Regions from separate parts of the Homo sapiens genome. Here region 2 is linked to region 1. Evidence: chromatin contacts called from ENCODE Hi-C or POLR2A ChIA-PET data. All regions are on one chromosome and are shown on one strand. Each heading gives the region's core, a stretch centred on a gene start or an enhancer-like site at or near the end of the contact. The rest is flanking DNA. Distances are from core to core; before and after follow the strand shown. Region 1 has its middle 24 kb from the start of LINC02793. Region 2 has its middle 58 kb from the start of LINC02793.

The links. A loop is a pair of places that touch in the nucleus more often than their neighbours do. ChIA-PET counts read pairs that join two places held with the same protein, here RNA polymerase II (POLR2A). Pooled maps may share reads with other maps.
Region 2: a map of natural killer cell shows a loop between it and region 1 (6-fold over the local background). The contact joins two enhancer-like sites. A Hi-C loop is called at or near these places in 3 of 168 maps with a recorded cell type or tissue (CD8-positive, alpha-beta T cell and natural killer cell), 7 of 37 single-sample maps with no recorded cell type and 6 of 50 pooled maps. POLR2A ChIA-PET finds 5 or more read pairs at or near these places in 6 of 52 experiments (B cell, CD8-positive, alpha-beta T cell, CD8-positive, alpha-beta memory T cell and 3 more).

The regions. Positions count from the first base shown.
Region 1 is chr1:25,062,295-25,067,635 of GRCh38, forward strand. No RefSeq gene overlaps it. Among named protein-coding and RNA genes, the nearest start is that of LINC02793, 24 kb to the left of the region's middle. Within about 2 kb of position 2,702, at least 2 of the 41 ENCODE cell types and tissues checked have a DNase peak (open chromatin) inside an H3K27ac peak, as active enhancers do; they include CD8-positive, alpha-beta T cell and natural killer cell, where a contact is called at or near this core.
Region 2 is chr1:25,096,983-25,102,323 of GRCh38, forward strand. No RefSeq gene overlaps it. Among named protein-coding and RNA genes, the nearest start is that of LINC02793, 58 kb to the left of the region's middle. Within about 2 kb of position 2,854, at least 4 of the 41 ENCODE cell types and tissues checked have a DNase peak (open chromatin) inside an H3K27ac peak, as active enhancers do; they include CD8-positive, alpha-beta T cell and natural killer cell, where a contact is called at or near this core.

The DNA of each region.
Region 1 (5,341 bases), core at 1,452-3,951:
AAAGGGAGCTACATCCCTTTGGACGTAAAGATTCTGCTGCAACCACAGGCCCCCTGAGTTTGTGTGAGGTTTGCAGCCAAAGGCAGGTAAGTCGGAAGAAAATGTAGGTGCAGCACCTCCACCCTCCAGGCCAGGCAGGCAGAAGGTCAGAGGCATAGACAGGGACAAGCTCAGGGCCTGGGCAGAGAAGGGAGGCCATGATCTTTCCCAGGGAAGGAGCTTGCACATGCTTCTCTGGCTCAATTTTATTTTATGGACACTTCAAAACAAGCCTAGGAAGTCAGTGGGATTCTTTTTAGTTCCATTTTAAAGATGAGGAAACTGATTAGGGGGCGGGAGGTGGGGAGTGTCTTGACCAAGGTTCTGGCTCAAGAACCTACTGGGATCTTGACCTCTGTGGCCTCCCCAGAATCTGGGCAGGTTAAAGATCTCGCATGTGCTCTTCCAGGGAGACAGCCAGGCCTTTGCACCACCACCCCAGAAGTCTTCTGTTCTGAGTTCAGCAGACTCTGTCTCTCTTAAACCCTGCCCCTGCTGGAGACTCAGTTCAGGCAACTCCTAAAACATGAGGTGGCCATGGGGCATACCAGGCTACAGGGTCCCCTTCATCCTCTGCCCCCTTCCCTTGTGGTGCCCACTCCCTTGATGGTGACAGCTGGGCTTGGCCCCATTAGCACCATTTTCAATAACAACTCTGAGGTCTGGGGGCAGGGGTAGTGCCAATGCGCTCCCCTGGGGGCCCAACCCTCTTGCTACCCAGACCCCACTATCCCCTCTGTCCCCACCACAGAGGCCACTGTCTTTCCTGCCTCTTTCACCCTCAGTGCACAAGCCAGCCCCTGAGGCCCTCCTGCAGCAGCCAGGCCCCCACATCGAAACTGCCCTAAAGGACCTGAAATTGGGACCTGGGGGTCAGCCCAATGTCACAACACCTTCATCAACAACAATAAAACCTACCACCTGGCCAGGCCCGGTGGCTCATGCCTGTAATCCCAGCACTTTGGGAGGCCGAGGTGGGCGGATCACCTGAGGTCAGGAGTCAAGACCAGCCTGGCCAAAATTGTGAAACCCCGTCTCTACTAAAAGTACAAAAAATTAGCCATGCATGGTAGTGGGCACCTGTAATCCTAGCTACTCAGGAGGCTGAGGCAGGAGAATCACTTGAACCTGCGAGACGGAGGTTGCAGTGCACCGAGATGTTGCCAATGCACTCCAGCCTGGGCGACAAGAGTGAGAATCTGTCTAAAAAATAAAAATAAAAATAAAATAAAAAATAAAAAAACCTACCACCCATTGAGGAAAGGCTAGCAGGGTACCAGGCAGCTCCCAGGCATTTTACATATGCAGTAAGTTGTTTACCCTCACAGCAATTCTGAAGCTATGCTGATGGTAAGTGGACCCATTTGACAGCTGCATAAACTGAGGTTCTTAGTATGGTGTCCCCCAGAAGCAGCCCTTAGGTGAGGGCTCAGTTCCCTGTGAGTAGTGCATTTCAGAGATGATACCAGGAAATACCGGTAAGGAAGAGGAGAAATGAGACAGGGAAGGGAAGAAAGACATAAAAGGCTGAGTCATTAAACAAATGACCACTGCGGGCAACCAAAGTGGTTGGGGCTTGCTGGGAGATGGCGTGGAATATGCCCCAGGATCATCCCAACTGAGGGGACAGGAGGCTGGGATATTTGTCTGCCTTCAGGCCTTACTGCCCGAGGGCTGCTTCAGCGGATGCATATGTTCCAGGGCTCAAAGCCCTTCAGCTTCGATTTCACTCACACAGAGAGGAAATGCCCTCGGGCAAACAGTCATGGCGTGTGCAGTAAGCAGCACCAAATGGGAAAAAGTGAAGGCTGAGGGGACTTGGGCCAGGCATCTGCAGGGTCTTCTTTCCGAGGCTCAGAGAGGGGTAGTCACTGGTTTAAGGTCACACAGCTTGTTAGTGGCAGAACCTGGATCCAAACCTGATCTGCCAATCCCAAATTTTAATCCCCAGGGTAGGAATGGGACCAGGACTAGGGGTTAGGTCTGTCTAGAGTGGGCTCTGCAGCTCAGCTTCACTCTCCACCGCACCAAGAAAGCCCTTAAACCTTATCCAGAAAAATGCAAGGAGAGATACCAGCAGGTTCCCATGTTCCCTGGAAATCCTTCATTGCCCGTAGTCTGGCTGCTGGGATGTTGGGAATCTCAGAACAAGGTTATTTTGCCAACGGGAAGGCAGACCCCCTGAAACAAGGAAGAGAGACTGCAAAGCCCAGACCAGAGGGTGAATGAATGAATGAATGAATGAATGAATGAATGAATGAATATAATCAGACAACAGTGTCTCAAAGCTCAGATCCTCTTGGCAGCATCTAGGCCTTTCGCCTCCTCCCACAATTCCACCCACCAAGCCCCACAGAAAGACAGTCCCAAGGTGGCAAACTTGTAACCCACAGGTGTCAAATGAGTCATTTTGCTTTGCATGTCACCATGCTTTTGAATTTTTTTTTGTTTTAGCTTTGTCAACATTTAACAATTGTAAAACTTCACATCACATGAAAACCCCGATTTCCAACTTTGCTGGAAAAAGCAGAAGCTCTGGTGGAATAAAGCCCACCTTCCTGCTGGGTGGCAGCCCCCCCTCCCTGGGATCAGACAAGGACTCTCCCTCTTGCCTTCCTGACACTGAAGCCAACGTCAGTTGCCACATTGTCACTTGCACTATGGTTTTAATGTCACCGACATGGCCCCTGGAAGCACGGAAGTCTGAGAGGCCTGGAGCTGGAAACCTGGAGCCCTGCGTTCTGACTTGCTCTGTGACCTCAAGCAAGTCCCTTCCCCTCTCTGTGCCTCATCACTTCCTTTATGAACTGAAGGGCCAGACAAGTGATCTAAGAGCCCTTCTTGCCCACAGTGTCCCAAAATCAATAAAGAGGGCTGGGGAGTTGAGCAGACCTTCCTTGGTTGAAGGCCTCTGTCCAGGCATGGGGGGCACTGCTGCAAAGAGACTGCATCCTCCCGACTCCCCCAAACTCAAAGTGCATCCAGGTGCTCCTGAGGGTCTGCTGGGCACTTGCTGCCCCTCCACACCACTCATGAGCTCCACTGAACCTGTCCCCAGCAGCGGGTATGCCCCTCAGATAGATGACTTGCTCTTCTTATGTTCCATGGGCACATGTAATGGGTGGGCAGCAGGCGGAAGAGCAGGACACAATCTCTGTGCTCATAGGCCGTGAGCGGCAGAGAACACCAAGCAGCAGCTGCAGGCAAAAGAAAGCCACTCCCCACAGTGCAACTCTGATCTCTCCGCCACGGCATGGATACCCACCCCTGGCTGCTGCAGGCCGACCCCTGAGAAGCCACTGGAAAAGAGTGCAGGGCCTGGGCCGGGCACAGGTGCCTGTCCAGAGCACAGATTCAGAGTCTGAGCAAATTCAACCCAAATGCTTCCGGTGCCTCCTCCGTGCCTGGCAGTGGGCTCAAGTCCCACCAGTCACTTCCTAAATATGAACTAACCATATCATGATCTGTGTCGTGATTGCTGCAGCTGCGGCGGGAGCTCTCGGGAGAGACCTGGCAAGCCCTATCTGCCAGCCTCCACCGCCTCCTTCACGGAATTGCCTCCTTCTTGCTGGAGCTGTTGTGAGAACCAGATGAGAACAACAGCCAGCATGCCTGGAGAGCTTTTCTGCACCCAGCACGGTTTGGGCTCTTTTCAAGTGACGCTGCGTGTGGCCCGGCCAGCTCACCACACTCACACGTGCCTCTCATGCCTCACACCCGCAGGGCGCCCACACCCACTTCCACACTCACACCCGCCCACCCCCCTGCTCACAAGTGCGTCCTCCCAGGCCCCAGGCCCCCGCCCCTCTCCCCTCCCCTCCCCTGTGGCCAGTGAGCTCCCAGCCTGCCCTGCGCTGGCCCCATGGTGCTGTCAGGCTCCCCGAAGCCACAGCCTGCCCTGACTCCCACAGCCAAATCGAGTCAAAGACCAATTAATATTCTGATACCTGTGGCCAGCTGAAGTGATGGAGAGCTGCTGATTTCTTTTTCCATTTTACTCCAACTGTGGTTTCTTTTTTTTTTCCCAGCCCTCCTTTGGTCAGTGGTTTTAGGGGCACTAAAGTTCACTTTTGTGGGTAACCTGCACTGTTAGCTGTTGATTTAATTAACTCAGCCTTTCTCTTCCTTGACCAGAACACGGCCAGCCGGGCTGCTCTGCAGACACCCATTTGGACAGCCGACGGCTGGAGGCGTCTGGCAGGAGGAGCATGTGGTCCCTGGCAGCCACTCGCCAGCCCCGCTGTCGTTGACAGCTGAGTGTTTTCTGCAGCACTTCTGAGCCACCAGTGTGTGAGGTTCAAGGGGGGTTTGCTCTTATTTGATGGGTGGGCAAATTGAGGCTCCGAGGTAAGAATTCAATAAGGTTGCAAAGCTAGCAACGAGCATTCCTAGGTTTGCAAACCAGGCATGCCTTTGTCCACAAGCCTCTATTTTGAAGAGACTGCCACGCCCCTAAAAGGTGTGGCATTGGAGGTGAGGCAGAGAGAAAGCTGGAAGACACAACGGGGAAGAGGAGTGCAGGGGATTTTAAGGAAGATGCTAGTTGAAGTTGTAACCTCTTGGCCTCACTCCTGGGGTTCTTCCTTACAATGGAGCAAACCAGAATCTTTCTTCCTCTCAGACGTTTCCAGAATTCTTGCACGAATCTCTCAGTGGCAAGGTGAAAGGAACATCAGGCCTTCCACAGAGGGACAGAAACCCTTGCCCAGTGGAGGCCTCCAACCACAGAGGACCCTTAGAGATAGGAAGCCCAGGGCGAGAGGGAGAAGGAGAGGGACCAGGCGCAGACACCTGAGGATGAGCAAACAGAAGTGAGGCCAGGGATGTGGTGAGACTCTCCGGGTGACTTGGAGAAACTTCATCCCACTCTCTGGACCCCAGAGAGGCAGTGAGGGATGCCCTCAGTGGGCAGAGATGGCTGTTCCAGCCCGGGCAGCTTGTGGGTTATGGAACTCTGGCTGCTGGAATAGAGAAGCTGGCAAGAGTAGGGAGTTCAGGCAGGGTTCTAAGCCTAGGGGCCGACCCTCCTCTTCTCCCCTTCCCGCTCCACCTCCTCCAGGAAGCTCCTCACCCCTCACCCATGCCTGTTCCCCAGCCCTGTGCCCAGGGCTCCGTGGGCCTTTTTTTCTTGCCACCAGGGTGAATCGTCAATTGATTTGTTATTTATCCCACTGACAACAAAGAGAGTGAAAAGGTAATAATTCTGGGCCCTGGGGTAATTCAATTCCTGTAGCACCGTCAGCTACATTAACTTACTTCCTGGATCTCAATTCAATTAGAGCAACATTCCCCAGCATTAATA
Region 2 (5,341 bases), core at 1,604-4,103, 35 kb after region 1:
CAAATCAACAACCTTCAGAGAAAGATAAGAGAATCCAGAATCTTTACAATGAGTCATGCATGGTTTACAGGCAAAAAGTAACACATGCAAAAATAGGAAAATGCAACCCCATCTCAGCAGAGAAATGGAAACTATTTTTAACAGAACCACATGAGCGTCCTGGAACTGAAAAATACAATGAGTAAAATTTAAAAATTCACTAGGCTGGGCACAGAGCCTCATGCCTATAATCCCAGCACTTTGGGAGGCTGAGGCAGGCGGATCACTTGAGCTCAGGAGTTCAAGGCCAGCCTGGGCAACATGGTGAAACCTTATTTCTACAAAAAACACACACAAAAATTAGCTGGGCACAGTGATGTGCGCCTGTAGTCCCAGCTACTCGGGAGGCCAAGGCAGGAGAATAGCTTGAGCCCAGGAGGCGGAGGTTGCAGTAAGCGGAGATCGCACCACTGCGCTCCAGCCTGGGCAATGGTAGTGAAACGCTGTCTCAAAAAATAAATAAATAAATAATAAATAAATCACTAGATGGGCTTAACAAGCAGATTGGAGATGGAAGAAGAAAGGGTCAGTGAACCTGAAGGCAAATCAATGGAAATTACCCAATGTGAAGAACCAAGAGACAAACAAAAATTGAAGAAAGGTGAACAGAGCCTCAGGAACCTTTGGGACAAGATCACAATGTCTAACGTATGTGTGATTGGAGTCTCAGAAGGAGAGGTGAGCGAGAGTGGGACAGGAAAGAAATGTTAAGACATAATGGCTTGAGATTTTTCCCAAATTTAAGGAAATGTGTCCAAGGTTCTACAAAGAGAAGAGCTGGGCTTGGAATCTGGTTCCTGTGGTTCAACGATAGGCTATGTCCTCTGTCACATGCTCCACAGGGGACCATGAAGGTACCTGTCCAAACCCAAAAGCCAGTGATCCTGTGGGTCTCTTGGTGAAGGAGCAGCTCAGAGACACGTTTGGGCACAGCCCGATTTTCTGGTACCACCATCCTGGTTCCATTTCCTGCTCTTGTTCTTCTAGCCTTGAATCACTGTTTCTAGCATCAGCACATCATCATCCTTTCTGGAATCAGGGTGAGTAAAATTTGGTGATAAATGTGGACAACCCAACAAAGAACATTCTCTTCCCAACTCAAATGGGGAGGGATCTGGGACTTACAGACTGCTTCAGCCCTATCAGGAGTGGGCTGTGGCAGGACTGTCACTCTCCTGCTGCCTTGTCTGGACCTGGTTTGAGCCTGGCACAACTCTGGGCTCTGTAGGGAGTACAGAGAAACCCCAACTCCAACACACACACACACACACACACACACACACACACACACAGCTCAGGGCACAGGTAGACACGGAGCCACATAGCCACAGGAGGACATCAACACACATACACTGAGTACGTACTGTAGACCAGGCGCTGAGGCACTAGCAGAATTTGGATAAGTAGAGAAGAAGGTGGCAGAAACACATAACCTGCATTTCAAGGGTAATACAAGATCTAGCTGCCTAGCTGGAGGGGGACATCTTCATTCATTCATTCGTTGTACCAATATTTATCAGGCACTCTTCTAAGGGATACAGCTGAAGAGATCTGGGGCCATAGAAAGGTGGGCTTCCACCCCAGGTGAGCACTTTAATGGGCCTGTGGAGCCCCAGCAAGTTGCTGAGCCGTGGACTGGCAGGAGCAGTGCCCAAGTCTGGGCTGCACCTGAGCAGGGCCCCAGCCAGCTCTTCCCAGTCACAGGCAGGGGCTGGCTTCACCTTGGGCTTCAGGGCAGTTCCCACCCAAAAGTGCAGCCCCTCTGCAGTGCCCTGGGCTCAGCTAAGACTGGCTCCTGGCTGTAAGAACATCGGCCTCTTCCCCTCCATTGGGGTTGAGTGGGCAGAGCGGTTGGCCTCAGCACATGATCATTCCTTGCCTATTCACTCATCATCCCAATTAGTGAGCTGGTGGGAGCTGCCCCCTCATTTCCACAATGATCTATCTGCACGTGCCTAATCCCAGGAGCTGAGCCAAGAGAAAAAGTGATAGCAAGGTCTTGAGACTTCTCTGAAGGGGCTGGGCTGGGGTGTTTTGGGGTAGAGCCACTGAAATTGACGGGTCCAGGGAGGACCTATGGAGACCCAAATTTGAAATCTGGTGCCTATGTCAGGAAACAGGACAAAAGCTGGTGGATTAATGACAGCATTTCACATCAAGGCTCACAGAGTTGAGCATTCTCAGACCAAAGAGTCCATCTTTTCTCCATACACAAGGCGAGGGGAAGCAGGGAGAAATACAAGAAAACAATCACAAACCAAAGCTGAGGCCAGCAGGGACAAGGCACCGCAGCGTGTTTTTGGCTGCTTCTTTCTTCTCTGTCTTCTCCTGGCAGAGTGCAGCTTCCCCTTTGCTGACCAGACAGCACTGACCATCGGCCTCGAGAGATCTGGACTCCTTTAGCCCAAGTCGCTTCTAGTTGCTGTTGACACATTCACCACCTGCTTCCTGCTCTGCCAGAGCCACTCCAGGGAGGGCGTGATGGGGAAGAAGAGCTCTGGTCCCTCCTGTCTGCACGCAGTCCCAGGTCAGAGACAGCTGCGGTCACAGCCTCTTCCCCTCCTCTCTCTGCATGCAGCCACCCCCTGCCTCCTGTCACTAGCTCAGCTCAAAGGGCACCTCACAAAACAAGCCCCGGTGTGCACAGGGACATACGTGCACCCAAGATGTTCACCACAGCATTGCTTTAGCAGAATTCATCAGGTCAGTACAACAAAAGATCACACATTAAACATAAGACAGTCAGAGAGTGGGAAGTTGTTTATAATACACTAAGTCAGTGGTTCACGAATTTGCAGAGCAGCAGAACAATCTGGAGGGTTTGTTAAAACACAGACCACTGGACCCCACCCCCAGAGTCTCTGAGGTTTGGGGTTGAGAGGGAAAGCAAGAATTTGCACTTCTGACAAGCTCCCGGGTGATACGGATGTTGCTGTCAAGGGTCACACTTTGAGAGCCACTACATTAAGTAATAAAGAAAATTCAAAAATATATGCAACCTGATATCATTGTGGTTATGTGTAAATAAATGATTAAGATACTGGTGGGGCACAGTGACTCACACCTGTAATCCCAGTACTTTGGGAAACTGAGGCAGATGGATCACCTGAGATCAGGAATTAAAGACCAGCCTGGTCAACATGGTGAAACCCTGTCTCTACTAAAAATATAAAAATTAGCTGGGTGTGGTGGCACACGCCTGTAGTCCCAGCTACTCTGGAGGCTGAGGCAGGAGAATCGCTTTAACCAGGGAGGTGGAGGTGGCAGTGAGCTGAGGTCACACCACTGCACTCCAGCCTGGGCGACAGAGCAAGACAATGTCTCAAAAAAAGAAAAAAAAGATACTATCAGTCACTGTCTCTGTGTAATGACATCGATTCGAGGCTTTTTATCATTTTATTTTTTTTTCTGAAAAAAAGTTGTCTGCAGTAAACACAGTTATTTTTGTAATGAGAGAAAAATATTTAGGCACTTCCTTCATGACACCTCCCCAGGCATCCCCAGAGAGAAGTAACTGCCCCTCCCATCTCCCCCTTTCTGCTGGTGTCCTGCGGAGCTCTCCCTTCTGCCTTGTGTGGGTTAAGCTGTCCCCACACCTGTCCCCATCAATAGGCAGGAAATGCCTTACACAGGAACTCTAGCTCAGGCACCTCCCTGTCCCCACACAGGGCCTGGCATAGCGCATCTTTCTCCATCCAAAGCCAGTGGGAACTCACAAAGTGGGGTGGAGGTCATAAAACGAACGTGGACTCCCCAGTCCAGTGGCCTGGGACAAGCCTGAATTCTGCCACTGCTTGGCTTTGAGCTGTTTGGTCCCAACTATGGGTTCTGGGTTCTGGAATGGCCTAGCCTGCCCCCACTGGCCACCAGCTTGGCCTTCATAGCACCCAAAACCATAGCACCACCCCAGTTGGCTCCACATCAAAGGCCCTCCCCCACCAGGAAGCATTCTGGTTACCAAAATGGTCATTGGTGATGGCACCATTGTCCAGAGAGTCCCTGCAGGCCTGGAGATGCATTCCTTCAGGCCCAAAGACATGACTAGAAAACTGCACAATTGTCCTAACTCCAACACTTACCAGTAGCATGACCCTATATAAATAAACTTGCTATCTCTGCATCTTTATTTACCCACTTGTCCCATAATAAGGTTGCATTAGAGAAGTGACACTCACACTGCCCCCTCCTCAACCTCCCCCTGACAGACATGATTAATCAATCACATTATCCTATCTCCCTGAGCCAGGAAGCAGCCTCAGAATTTTCTTAACGCTAATTTCCAAGCATAGTTCTCCAATGCAAGCAAACCTTCAAGATAAAAGTTATTAAAATTAATTAATTGATTTTTTAAAAATATAAAAGCCATTTGCCATTGCTGACCTATATTATTCCCTGTTTCCCTGAAACCTAGAACAATGCTCAGCAGAGTAGCCATAGTCAATCTTCGTTCAATGAATCTACATGGATACACACCAGCTGTCACCGGTTATTATGAAAGGGAAATCTTTGGTAGCCACCAACCATCCTGTGCAAACTCCAGACCAACTACTTCCTCCTTCCAGGATCCCTGACCATTGAGTTGGCGCCCTCTGCTGTCCGTTGGCTGGTACTGCAAAGGACTGTCCATTCTCAGCCCTAAGGAACTGTGAAAATTGAGCAGAGAACGATGCCAGCCATTGACCTCGTAGTAAACAGACCCAAACTTCCTCATCATGATGACCTCCTGGGGTGGCTTTGGATGCAGTCGGCTGCAAGCCCCGCCAGACACCATGCACGTGAGTATCATTTAGTCTCTTTGAGCTTTGTTTTATCCTCCTCCCCTCTCCTTCCTGTGTCATCCGCAGAACTGAGGGCCCTCTGTTCCAATTCTCTCACTCCACAGCTGATAGGATTGAGGCCAAGTGAGGAGAGGGGATCAGTTCAAGGTCTCACACACCACTCAAACCAGAACTCGGGTCCCCATACTCCCAGCTCTGGGCTCATTGACACACCAGGTTGCCTTCCTCTTCTCTAACAGGTGGGACAGGACAGGCACAGTGGCTCACGCCTGTAATCCCAGCACTATGGGAGGCCGAGGTGGGTGGATCATGAGGTCAGGAGTTTGACACCAGCCTGGCCAACATGGTGAAACCCTGTCTCTACTAAAAATACAAAAATTAGCCAGGCATGGTGGCACACACCTGTAATTCCAGCTGCTCAGGAGGCTGAGGCAGGAGAATTGCTTGAACCTGGGAGGTGGAGATTGCAGCGAGCTGAGATCACGCTATTGCACTTCAGCCTGGGCGACAGAGCAAGACTCTGT